Linked DNA regions of Homo sapiens: all the other regions are linked to region 4. A link is a contact called in ENCODE Hi-C data. All regions are on one chromosome and are shown on one strand. The core of a region is the stretch at or near the end of the contact, and the rest is flanking DNA. Distances in the headings are between cores, read along the strand shown.

The links. Hi-C counts contacts between places; a loop is a spot of excess contacts on that map. Pooled maps may share reads with other maps.
Region 1: a loop to region 4 is called in a map of B cell, with 20 times the contacts of the local background. The contact joins the promoter of LINC00667 here to the promoter of VAPA in region 4. A Hi-C loop is called at or near these places in 3 of 168 maps with a recorded cell type or tissue (B cell, CD4-positive, alpha-beta T cell and naive thymus-derived CD4-positive, alpha-beta T cell) and 10 of 50 pooled maps.
Region 2: a map of CD4-positive, alpha-beta T cell shows a loop between it and region 4 (6-fold over the local background). The contact joins the promoter of CEP192 here to the promoter of VAPA in region 4. A Hi-C loop is called at or near these places in 2 of 168 maps with a recorded cell type or tissue (CD4-positive, alpha-beta T cell and naive thymus-derived CD4-positive, alpha-beta T cell) and 7 of 50 pooled maps.
Region 3: a loop to region 4 is called in a map of B cell, with 21 times the contacts of the local background. The contact joins the promoter of SEH1L here to the promoter of VAPA in region 4. A Hi-C loop is called at or near these places in 2 of 168 maps with a recorded cell type or tissue (B cell and CD8-positive, alpha-beta T cell) and 9 of 50 pooled maps.

What each region holds. Positions count from the first base shown.
Region 1 is chr18:5,236,667-5,239,450 of GRCh38, forward strand. It overlaps LINC00667 (long intergenic non-protein coding RNA 667), which reads left to right and starts at 1,434. Exons shown (of 3, transcript NR_015389.1): 1 at 1,434-2,383. LINC00526 (long intergenic non-protein coding RNA 526) reads right to left here and starts at 1,363. Exons shown (of 1, transcript NR_026849.1): 1 at 58-1,363. RefSeq lists a silencer at 1,380-1,549 and an enhancer at 1,770-1,949.
Region 2 is chr18:12,990,011-12,992,756 of GRCh38, forward strand. It overlaps CEP192 (centrosomal protein 192), which reads left to right and starts at 1,352. Exons shown (of 45, transcript NM_032142.4): 1 at 1,352-1,427. RefSeq lists enhancers at 1-283, 674-1,053 and a silencer at 1,534-1,613.
Region 3 is chr18:12,946,584-12,949,283 of GRCh38, forward strand. SEH1L (SEH1 like nucleoporin) reads left to right here and starts at 1,428. Exons shown (of 9, transcript NM_001013437.2): 1 at 1,428-1,649. The coding sequence starts at 1,539. RefSeq lists silencers at 1,126-1,575, 1,616-1,965, 1,976-2,075 and an enhancer at 2,007-2,608.
Region 4 is chr18:9,912,711-9,915,410 of GRCh38, forward strand. VAPA (VAMP associated protein A) reads left to right here and starts at 1,306. Exons shown (of 6, transcript NM_194434.3): 1 at 1,306-1,625. The coding sequence starts at 1,547. LOC124904245 (a long non-coding RNA gene) reads right to left here and starts at 1,238. Exons shown (of 2, transcript XR_007066284.1): 1 at 1,002-1,238; 2 at 223-623. RefSeq lists silencers at 1,241-1,290, 1,501-2,290 and an enhancer at 1,808-2,425.

The DNA of each region.
Region 1 (2,784 bases), core at 184-2,683, 4.7 Mb before region 4:
AACTTTTTTGAGTATGAATTTGTTCTTCCTCAAAATACGCGTTTTAAACAATTGATATCAAAATGCATCTTGTTTATTTGGCTTTTGAAACTGTTATAACACAACTTATAACATTGGAAATACATTATTTTATTAATACAAAGTAGTTTTCATAGTAAAATACCAAATTAATTAAAAGGCAGAATGAAACGTACCATATACATGTAGACGACAAATGAAAACTGTCAAAGTATCCTTCTCTCTAAAAAGCCACAAATTACGTTCTTTGAAGTAAGTATTGGGTTTTATTTCCTAAACTATACACATCAATATCACCTCCTGAAGCTTTTTACCCAGTTTCACGGTTGGTATTTCGGACATGCAATGTTCCATGCTGTCAAACTTGGAATGCCTCGTTTGGATACAGGGAGACAAAGACTTGGAGACCCAGAAGCCTGAAAGTGGTTCTTGACCGACTTTGTCCACTCAAATTAAGGCATCATGCAGCTGGTCATCACTTACATTGCTGGTTGCACGCAGGCACACACACACCAGTGCTCACAGCCAGCACTTGTTAAGAATGGTTGAGCTGGACCAAATGGTATACGTGTCTTTCATCAATATAAACATGGACTGCATTCATCTGGACACGGGCCTTTCCCGCCTACCGAGCCTGCCCACCACCCGAAGTTTAAGCTCATCTTGGAGGACCTGACACTCAGGAAGCCGTCTCCCGTTGTTCCACCGGCTTTGTGGCCCCAATGTCTGTATAAGCTGCTGATTTGCCTTGGGAAAACAAACCAGCATCGATTTCAGAGAAATTACTGGATAATTTGCGCTGTGAGGCGCCTAGATCGCAAGGCGCACTCCGCAAATGACAGCCGCTCCCGTGCACTTGTCCAGTCATTCGGGTGGCATACTGTCCGGGTGGAAGCCCGCCAAAATAATCCATTTGGAAGGGACGGAGGGCTTCGTCAGAAATTGCCTTCTTGTAGCTATGAGACATTGAGCAAAACAGATAAGAACTGGGGCAATGGAGGCATAAACATTAAGGCTAGGATGTATTTTTGGGGAGAAAGCGGCGGCTAGCAGGGACGAAGCTCAACTTCATGCGCCGCGCCCCGGAATGCTTTGCCTTTAGCCACTAGCGGAGCCGCCCGCCTGAGGGAGCCCTCCGGGAGTGAGCGCACGCAACCGTGCAGTCAGATTCCTCCGCCGACCGCGGCCCTCTCTCCTCGGGCTTTGCCTTCGCTCTCTAGCTTTTCTTCTTTCACTCCCGCTCGCCGACTCCAGCCCGCTGGGCTCACGCTCTGCCGGACACCAATCCCGGCGGCCCTGCCCGACGGAGCTCAAGGCTAGGCCTGGCCTTGTCCGCGGAGTCCGCCCCTCGCCGCCACCGGGATCCGCCCCCGCGCCGACACGCACTTCCGGCAGCGCCGCGGCCGGGAGGGACCGAGCGGGGAGCAAGGCCTGCGGGGAGGCGCAGGATGGACGCGTTGGCTGTCATGATGTAGGACCTCCTGACCTAGAACCATGCCCGGCGCAGGGAGAACAACGAGCTTACGGACCGGGTGCGGGGGCTGCTGTGCGAGAAAGCCTACCTGCTGGCCCGGGAGCGTTCGCCGGCCCACCTGGTGGCTTTCCCTGGACGTTTAACGGCGACTCCGCCCGGCCTCCCGACTTTTTGATGCAGGCGTTCTCTTACATGACTTTCTTCGAGGCTAGATTCTCGAAAGACATCCTGAAGGTGGCTTTCTTAATTAGCTGCCTCACCGGCTGGCGGAGCAGTTCGTAGTCGCCTACATCGAGAGGGAGAGCCCCGTCCTGGCTCAGTACTGGGGCTTCGTGGACGCGCTGTAGCGGGTCTTCGCCGTCGTGGGTAGGAAACAGTCGGGCCGGATCCCCGGTGTCTGGGGAGCGGCTGCCGGCCGGGCCCGCGCGAGCCGCTTCACTCCTACAAGCCCGGCTCACTAGTTCCAAGCTGCTGGACTTTGACCCTCGCTGGGAAGCTTGATCGCCGCCTGTTCTCGCCAATCTCTATGCCTTTGCACTGCCCAGCAACCCGGTCACTGCCCAGGACCTGTTAAAAGTTGAATGGACCTCCCAGAATCACGCCGCTGCCACCGCCGTTTCTAGAGACGGCTTTTGGCCACCTTTGAGAATCAGGGTCAAACTTGGAAGGGCCTGCATTTGTCACACTTCCTCGGACACTAATTTGGATAGTTCAGGCCCAGAGACGGCTTCCCGGGTTAGTGTGCCTGACAACACTGAAGAAAAATTGTGACATTTTCCTTCCCCAGAATTACTTCGTTTTATACATTTCACTTCTCTTCTGAAATCACAGCAATGCCAGTTTGCGCCTTTTGGTCTGAGGAACGCAGGCCCTGGCCACTACCAGGAAAAAGTATTTACTTTTAAAACTTGAATGTATATCTTTACCGTATGCCTAGTACAGTAGTGCTTGGAAGAAACAGATTAGTAAGACAAAATATATGTCTTCAAGAACACTTACGTTCTGAGAAAGAATTCTGAATGCAGATTCTAATGTCTGGTAAAATGCTTTACAGTGTAAAGAATGCATATATGATTCTTATTTTATGGCATTTTAAACTTTCCACCCCACGGTTTTAAAGTGTTAATATATGTTAAAAATATATGCAATTTATAAAGGAGAAGGAAAGCCCAGCTTGATTTTTGCTGCCAAAGATGGTATATTTAAAATTAAACGTAACTAATGGCAAAAAATAATGGGAATGGTGCAGTCTTTGAGCTGTATCCAGTTGGCATTATTCTCTTGGACTAAAA
Region 2 (2,746 bases), core at 102-2,601, 3.1 Mb after region 4:
AGTCTATTCCTGATAAAGTTTTAAGGACCCAGCTAGACACCATGAAATGCGTCAAAATAAGGTGTAAAAAGTGGAAGCCTGGCTTCCTCTATGGAAAAAAAAGTGGAGACCATTAAGGGAAGGAAACAAGAATGGTCATTAGGTGATGAAACAGAATCAAGGAAGGGGTGTGTGTGGGTGTGTGGTTTGAGTGGTGTTTGTGTGTGGAGGGTGTGTGTGGTGTGTGGGTGATGTGTATGTGGGTGTGTGTTGTGTATGGATGTGTGTATACGTGTCACACACGTGTGTGTGGTGCATATGTGGGTGTGTGTGGTTTGTGGTGTGAGTGGTGTGTGTGGTGTATGGGTGTGTGGTGTGTGTGTTTGGGTAGAGAGGTGCTGCATTTTTGTAGGCAGAGAGAAGGAAACCAGTGGAGAGGATATCCAAGAATGACAGGTGAGCCATGTTTGCAGGAGGTAGAAAGTGGTCAAGTAAACAGACGTCTTTCCCCACCAAGTAACCTCAGGTCTAGGGACTTCTAAACTTTGCGTTTTCCCTCTTCTTTCCTCCAAGGTGCGCCGGACATCTTTCAGTAACTTGAACGAAGTTAAGGAGTTAGCTTTGGAAAAGAGGGACTCTTTTCCCTCTGTGACTATATGGAATAAATTTTGAGATAAGGGACCTTACTGAAAAAGACTGAGATACATTTTGAGTGAAAGGCATGGTCTCAGTGAAGTAGTTAAGGGCCTGTGCCGAGCAGATGGCGGTGATGGGTTTTGTGGCCTAAGAAGGATGGAGAAAAGTAGGAAGCAATCGAGACAAAGCCTACTCTGTCACAAAGAGGCGACTAGATGTGGCGAAATGTCATGAAACTTGGATCCCGAGGAATTAGCTGATTGAAGGTGAAACCTGACGCCTTTCAGCGCCTACCAACAGGAAAGGTCTGCATCTGCCCACGGAAGGACGAAACCTATCGGGGGGGATTTGTTGGCGGGGGATACTTCTTTGCGCATAGAGTGACTGGCGGTGCCCTGGAGACCCAAACTGAATAAAGTAAGCATTATTTTCAAATTCGCCAAGACCTTGAAGGCGGCGCCAACGGGAGCCGTCCCCCGGGTCCCACGCAGCGCAGAGCTCCATTTCCTCCTCCGGACTCGCAGGGCGCGCGGCTTCCTCGCTTCAAATCCAGGAACGCGCTGTCCCCACCAATCACCGGGCTTCTTCCCGCCCCATGTCTTCCCGCTGTCCAATCAAAAGCCAGCTCAGTCTCCTCCCCTTGCCTGGTGCCGCGAACAGACGTAAACCAGAGGCGGGCGCGGTACGGCCGTTCCGGGCTCCAGCCGGTGCGGGGGCCACGCGCACGCGCACTTGCAGTGCCCTGGGACACCTCTTCAGTCCGTGGACTTTCCCGCTGCACACTGCCCTCCGAAGTCGGGGACGCGGGCTCGGTGAGGGGGGACGCTGGTGCCTCGGCCTGCGCCTAGGCGGGAGGCAGACGCATGCACCTTTGGCCTACGTTTCGGCTGCCGGACCGACGGGACAGTGACGGTTGGGCCGGGTGGGGGCGCAGGCTGTGGGGCGGCCTCAGGGCGCGAGCAAGGGGACTGCCGCGCTTCCCGCGCCTCTGCGCCTGGCGCAGCCTCTGAGCTGAGCTCCGCCTGGTTGGGATTAATTGCACGCCTCTGTGTCATCGGGCTTTGGCCGGGCGTGATGAGACAGACTGTTAGGGGATCACGTCCTTCTTTCCTCCCCTCTTGTCTGGGGACTTCCACCTCTTGAGGGACAGGCCCTCTCCGTGCTACCCTCTGGAGTTTCTTGCAGTGTGCTTGTGAAGTGACCGGTGATGTTTCCTTTATGTGCCCTGTGATGGGCGGTTCTGTTCCTCCTTTTTGTTTAAAATTCTGACCCAGGAAGTAACCTTGTTAACTTAACTTAATGCCCTTGTCTTCCGTTTACTCACTTGATTTGGTTTCTGCTAGGTTGCGTTCATTTATTCCTAATAGTTTACCTACATTCCTTGCCTATGATTTCATTATCAACAGAACGTGAAATGAGACGAATGTTAATACACTCTACTTTTACTTTGCTGTTACTTTCAGAGTTTGTTTAGTAAAACATGAGGACCTCTTCAAGTCAGTCGTTTGGAGAACAGCTGTTTATATGACCATATTTCCATTTGCTCTTACTATTTTGAGGTCATTCGACTGGCGTTTTTACTGCTCCAAAATCAACTTTTTCTCCAAATTTCAGTTTTCTAGGCAAAAACGGCAAGCCTTGAACAATAATATACCAAATGCCTACCTAGTTTTAAAGTATATCTTAAAGTGCCAAGAGTAAATGATGAGTTTTGGGGAAGTTTGACTCGGCTTTGGGTTCCACGGCGTGTGCTTTTAAATGTGTTTAATTGTATACATAGACCTACGATTAATGACTATAGTCAGTAATCTTTTATGTACCTAGGAATGTAATTAGTGAGTCCAGATGTGAAATTTGAGGTCACTACTTTAAGGAAATAGCAAGAGAAATTGCAAATATAGCCACTCAGTTCAAATAGGATAGAAGAAAAATATTGTCTTCACTTGAGATGATGGAGGAGGGGTGGGTAATGCAATAATGTGAGAAATTAAAGGAAATTTCCTTTAGGAATGTGTTATGTCCATGAATGGTTTACAAGTGTAATCTTTTCTGGAGAAGAGACTAGGTATTAGGTTACATCTTGAGGAATCTTCCCGTGGGTTTTGTTACCTTTGCACCCTTAGCAAAGCTC
Region 3 (2,700 bases), core at 178-2,677, 3.0 Mb after region 4:
AATTTTTAAACTGTTTTGATATTTTTATAATAATCAATATATTTTGATTGGACTTTTATAGTGAGCACTTTCTTTGGAAATGAGTGTCTTTGACCTTCAAAAAAGTTATAGTTGTTATCAGTTATCATAAGAGGTGGGGCCCACCTCTTAAAGTAGCAATAAAATCTTATTTATGGTTGAAAAAGGTCAGGTCATTGCGCCACTTCTCTTTGCAGGTTTCTGTGCAATCCATCAGGGGACAGCTGGGACTAATCATTTAAAAAACTTTCCAGCCTGCTAATTTTACCATACCTCACATTTTTGTCATTCCTGGCCAAAATCCAAAGGGCAAGTCCCTTCTGCAGCCTCATTTTTTTTTTTTCTGTACTTTCGCTCCCCTGACGCAAGCTTCCACTGTCTCCCATCCTAACTTTACCACTACGCCCTCTAGAATGCCTTTTCCTGATAAGCAAAACCCCCCGAGTCGTTGGCTCCTCCACTTTCCGGTTTTGGCAGAATCCTTGATCTGAGCCAGGCCTCTTCCCAGGGGCTCTGGCCCTCTTCACTTCCTTTTCCCCGGAGGACTCTGGCTCCCGGGTAGCAAGCAGCCCACTTCCCCGGCCGCTTCCTTCCCCCGGGATGACACGTTTCTACAGGCGGACTCTTCTAATTCATACTATTTCCCTACCCCCGTGGTGGCTCCTAGCACCCCCAGGCCTGTTCTACCTGTAAAATCTTGACACATTTAAACTACTACTTCTGATCCTTTCCTCCCCGTCCAGCCTTCGCTCTTAGGCTGCCGAGCCTGGACTGCTTGTCATCCCCTCAGGCGTCTCCCCGGCCCTCCCTGCTCTTCAGCCGTCCCGACGGAGCGCGGCTCCTGACCAAACCCACGGTTCGTCTTCTCCACCTGCTCCGCGCGCCTCGCATGTGTCTGGGGGGAAACACATCCAAACGTCGACTTAAATGATTCAGGGCCGAGGACCGTGAGAGGCAGTCTTCACTTTTTCATCTTTCTTCATTTGCACAGTATACCAATAAGCTCTTACTACTTCTCAGCACAGGTAACTCGCCTTTTGCAGAGCACCCTCCGCCGCCGAACGGTCAGAGCCTGGAGGAACCCGCACCAGGATCGTAGGGCATGACGGGCCGGGGGCGGGACGAGGATTGACGAGCCGGGAACAGGGCGGGGCTTGAGGGGGCGGGAGGGTGGGGCGAGGCATGACGGCTCTGGTGGGAGGGTAGGCGGGGCTTGACGGGCCTGGGGGCGGGGCGGGGCTTGAGGGACCGGAAGGTGGGGCGAGTCATGACGGGCCGGGGCGTGGGCAGGGCTTGAGGGGCCAGGGGACTGTGTGGGGCCTGACGGGCCGGTGGGTGGGGCGGGGCTTGAAGGACCGGAGGGTGTGTGGGCGGGGCTTGATAGGCAGGGGCGGTGCGGGGGCGTGGGCAGCACAAGCCGTGCGCTCCCGGGCTGCGAGGTCTGGCTAGGCTACGGGCCACGCGCCGCCGCCGCTGCCGCCGCCACTGTCCTCTTCGGAGGCGCGGGCCCGACGGAAACCATGTTTGTGGCTCGCAGCATCGCGGCGGACCACAAGGATCTCATCCACGATGTCTCTTTCGACTTCCACGGGCGGCGGATGGCAACCTGCTCCAGCGATCAGAGCGTTAAGGTGCGCGCGGCGCTTGCGGGCGGGGCCGACCCCGGAAGGAAGGAAGGGGAGTGGGTGGGCGGCGCGGGGAACGGGGCTGTGTCTTGGTTCAGTGACGCCGCTGGAAGCTGTGGGGTGGCGGGCGAGCCCTGGCTGGACTGAGCGGAAGCCCTCCCCGCCCGCGTATTGTGGGGTCACGGCGGCCTCGCGGGCCGCCCTCCCGTGCGCCTGCGCAGCTGGTGCCACGTGCGCGCTCCCGCCCGCAGGGTACGCCGGGCCCTCTCCCAGGCCGCGCTGCCGGGGCTGCGGGCGGGAACCCAGGGGCATCCCACCGTCAGCCTCGGCGTCGTGGGTCTTGCCCGCGCTGTTCACCCGACGACCTGCAGTGGGACCTGGTGGGAGACTTTGCCTGGCTGGCGCTGCGTCGAGTTCTGTGCCCCGCCGGTGTTCTCTCACCAGGGCACATGGTTTTCTCCGTGGGTTCAGAGCAGAAGCTCACTTTGTTACGCCGAGGAAGAAAAATACAAACCATTTACATCCAATGATTTCCCTGCTTGCTGCCCAGGAATCGGAGGGTTTGTTTCTTGAAGTTCCCGTAAACGTCTGTAGACACTTCCGACAAGCAGAATTTCTTTTCTTTTTTTTTTTTTTTTTTTGAGACCGAGTCTCACTCTGTCACCCAGGCTGGAGTGCAATGGCACGATCTCGGCTCACTGCAACGTCCGCCTCCCGCTTTCAGGCGATTATCCTGCCCCAGCCTCCCAAGTAGCAGGGATTACAGGTGCACGCCACCACCCCCGGCTAATCTTTTTTTTTTTTTGTATTTTTTAGTAGAGACAGAGTTTCACCATGTGGGCCAGGCTGGTCTCGAACTCCTGACCTCGTGATCCACCCGCCTCGGCGCCTCGGCCTCCCAAAGTGCTGGGATTACAGGCGTGAGCCACCGCGCCCGGCCTACAAGCAGAATTTCTAATGTGGGGATGCTACATGAGATTTAGGAACCTCCCAGATGTGTTGCAGGATGAATGAAAGCTGGAGTGCGGATTATTTGGTTCTCGACAACTCCAGAGTA
Region 4 (2,700 bases), core at 56-2,555:
GGTGGCACAATCTTCTGTGAATGCCAGGCTAGCAATTCCAGCAGGCTGTTCCTGGATGGACCCTAATACCTGGATCGCACATGAAAACTTGGATTTGGTGCCTACTTCTAGACTGCTGTTTCGTCTCGTTTATTTTCTAGACAAACTGTGCTGCTCCATGGCAGTAGCATCAATATGTCTTTTGTTTCGTGGCGCTACCTAGGGATTTAAATTCAAACCGTATCACAAAATACAATAAAGGTTTATTTACAGCACATTGGTTTCATTTGACGTTCCTGTACCGGACTACCCTGGCAATCGGCTAAAGTTTTGTCAGCAAGTTTGCTGCTGGGATTTTTCTTATTTGGTTCAGTTTACTACAGCCTATCGTAAGTGATGCAGATGGAGTTAGTTTCTAACATGTGAACGTGAGAACTGTTTTGGTTTGGGTCCATCATTAAAACTGAAGAAGATTATTTGGGTTCGATGGTGTAGATTTTTGACTTTTATTTCTAGTTTCTGTGTGCTTTGTCATATTTCCCCTTGCTTCCTAGACGAGGTGTGTTTCCTTATCTGATTTTGCATCACTGGAGAGAACTCAGGAAGCAGGAGAGGCTGAATTGGATACCACGGGGAATGCAGCCCTGCCAACAGAGGACTGGATAGAATTAGAGCAAACGGACACATCCCCCCACGCCTGTTCTCCACAGGGCAGATTTTATTAATATATTTCTAACATTGGGGCCTCGTTTCAGTCTTCAAGTTTTTTCTTTTTTAGCGCAAACTAGACGCGCTCTGAGAGCCAAAATTAGCGTCCGCGAACCCCACCCCATTGCCTCCAACAGACCTAGCTCTCCTTTCCACCCTCAAACAGCCGTTACTACAGTTCCCAGCAAGCACCGCGCAGGGCCGCAAAGGGCCAGGCCCTCGGCGAAGGCCCCGCCCCGCAGGGGGCATGCCGGGAGTTGTAGTGAGTGGGCGCTTCCCTACTACTACTTGTCCCTTCCACTGGGCATTCCCACTTGGAAGAGTGTGATGCGCTGCCAGAGCAGTTTCTCTAGTTCCGTACTCGGAGCTCAAGGTGACAGAGGACTGCGCTTCCAGCCCTGCGCTGCGCATCGCGTCGGTCCCGCGGACCTTTGCCCCGCCTCCTTCCACACCCGTTCCCTTGACAGCTGGGCTGCGCTCCGGGCCGCGGCAAGCCGCGAGCGCGCAGGCGCAGCAGCCCCGCGCCGCGCTAGGCCGGCCTGGAGGGCGGGACAAGCGCTAGAAGCTCCCGGCCGGGGGCGCGCACGTAGGCACGCAGAGGCCGTCACGTGGGTCGCCGAGGCTCGCAAGTGCGCGTGGCCGTGGCGGCTGGTGTGGGGTTGAGTCAGTTGTGGGACCCGGAGCTGCTGACCCAGCGGGTGGCCCACCGAACCGGTGACACAGCGGCAGGCGTTAGGGCTCGGGAGCCGCGAGCCTGGCCTCGTCCTAGAGCTCGGCCGAGCCGTCGCCGCCGTCGTCCCCCGCCCCCAGTCAGCAAACCGCCGCCGCGGGCGCGCCCCCGCTCTGCGCTGTCTCTCCGATGGCGTCCGCCTCAGGGGCCATGGCGAAGCACGAGCAGATCCTGGTCCTCGATCCGCCCACAGACCTCAAATTCAAAGGTAGGCAGAACGGGGACACCCCCGGGTGGGGTGGGGCGCGCGGACCGCTGGCTGTCGGCGGGGGGGCGCGGAGGGCACGTCCGCGGCCCTGGCCCGAGGGAGCGCCCCCTCCCCCACGCCCCGGCGCCTTCCCTTTCCCGGCTGCTTTCTTGCCGCCACCTCGGCCGGCCTGCCCCTTGCTCCGGCCCGCTTCATCCCCTCCCGCCCGCCCTCGCTGCGGTGCGCGCGCCGGCCGGGGCGAGGCGGAGGGGAGCCCGGCCCTGGCGCCGCCGCCGCCGCCATCTTGCGGTCCCGCGGGGGCGCCTCCTGGGCGTCCGGTCCCGCCCGCGCCGCGGTCCGCCTGGGCCCGCGTCCTTGGCCCCAGAGGCCGACGGCGTGCTTCGGCGGGGCGTGGGCGGCTGGGCACCCGAGGGCGTGCGCTCTGGGCTGCGGCGGGGAGTGGGCTCTGGAGGTGGCGCAAGCTGCGTCTGTCGCCCGCTCCCGGCTGTCAGCGGCGCGGGGAGGCTAGGGCACGGCGCGGGACCCCTTGGGAGTGAGAGCCGCCCCCCGACCCCTGCCCCGGCCCGGGGAGAGCTCGCTGCAGCCGGCCCTCGGGTTCCGCGGAGGGCGTCGCTTGTCACCTTTCCGCCAGGTTTAGAACTCGGCCGTCAGGTGTAGGACGCGCCGGGGAGGTGGAGAGTCCTTGGAGGTGCCTGGCGAGGGCTGCCCGGTGCTGTTGGCACGGACCCAGGTGCGTGCGGGCAGGAGCGATGCGTCAGCCGCAAACGGAGAGTTGTAGGTTCATAGTAGCGGGGCTTCCTGCCTTCTACGACATTTCAGTGTGCCACCCGCGTGCTTTTATTTAGCCCTTTAGTTGAGCTCCTCTGCTGAGAAACCTTCAGTGCGTGTGACTTTTTTGCTTTTACGTTTGCGGTTTCCGACAGATCCTGAGAAGGCTGATAAGGTGTCACCCAGCTCTGGAACTTTGTAGGTTTTTGTAGTACTGCCTGTGATAAGTTTTTTAGTCTGACTTGGTGATCCTGGAAGAATCCCAGGGGCTTTTGGTCGGTTTCCTTGTCAATATGTAGTGTACTTT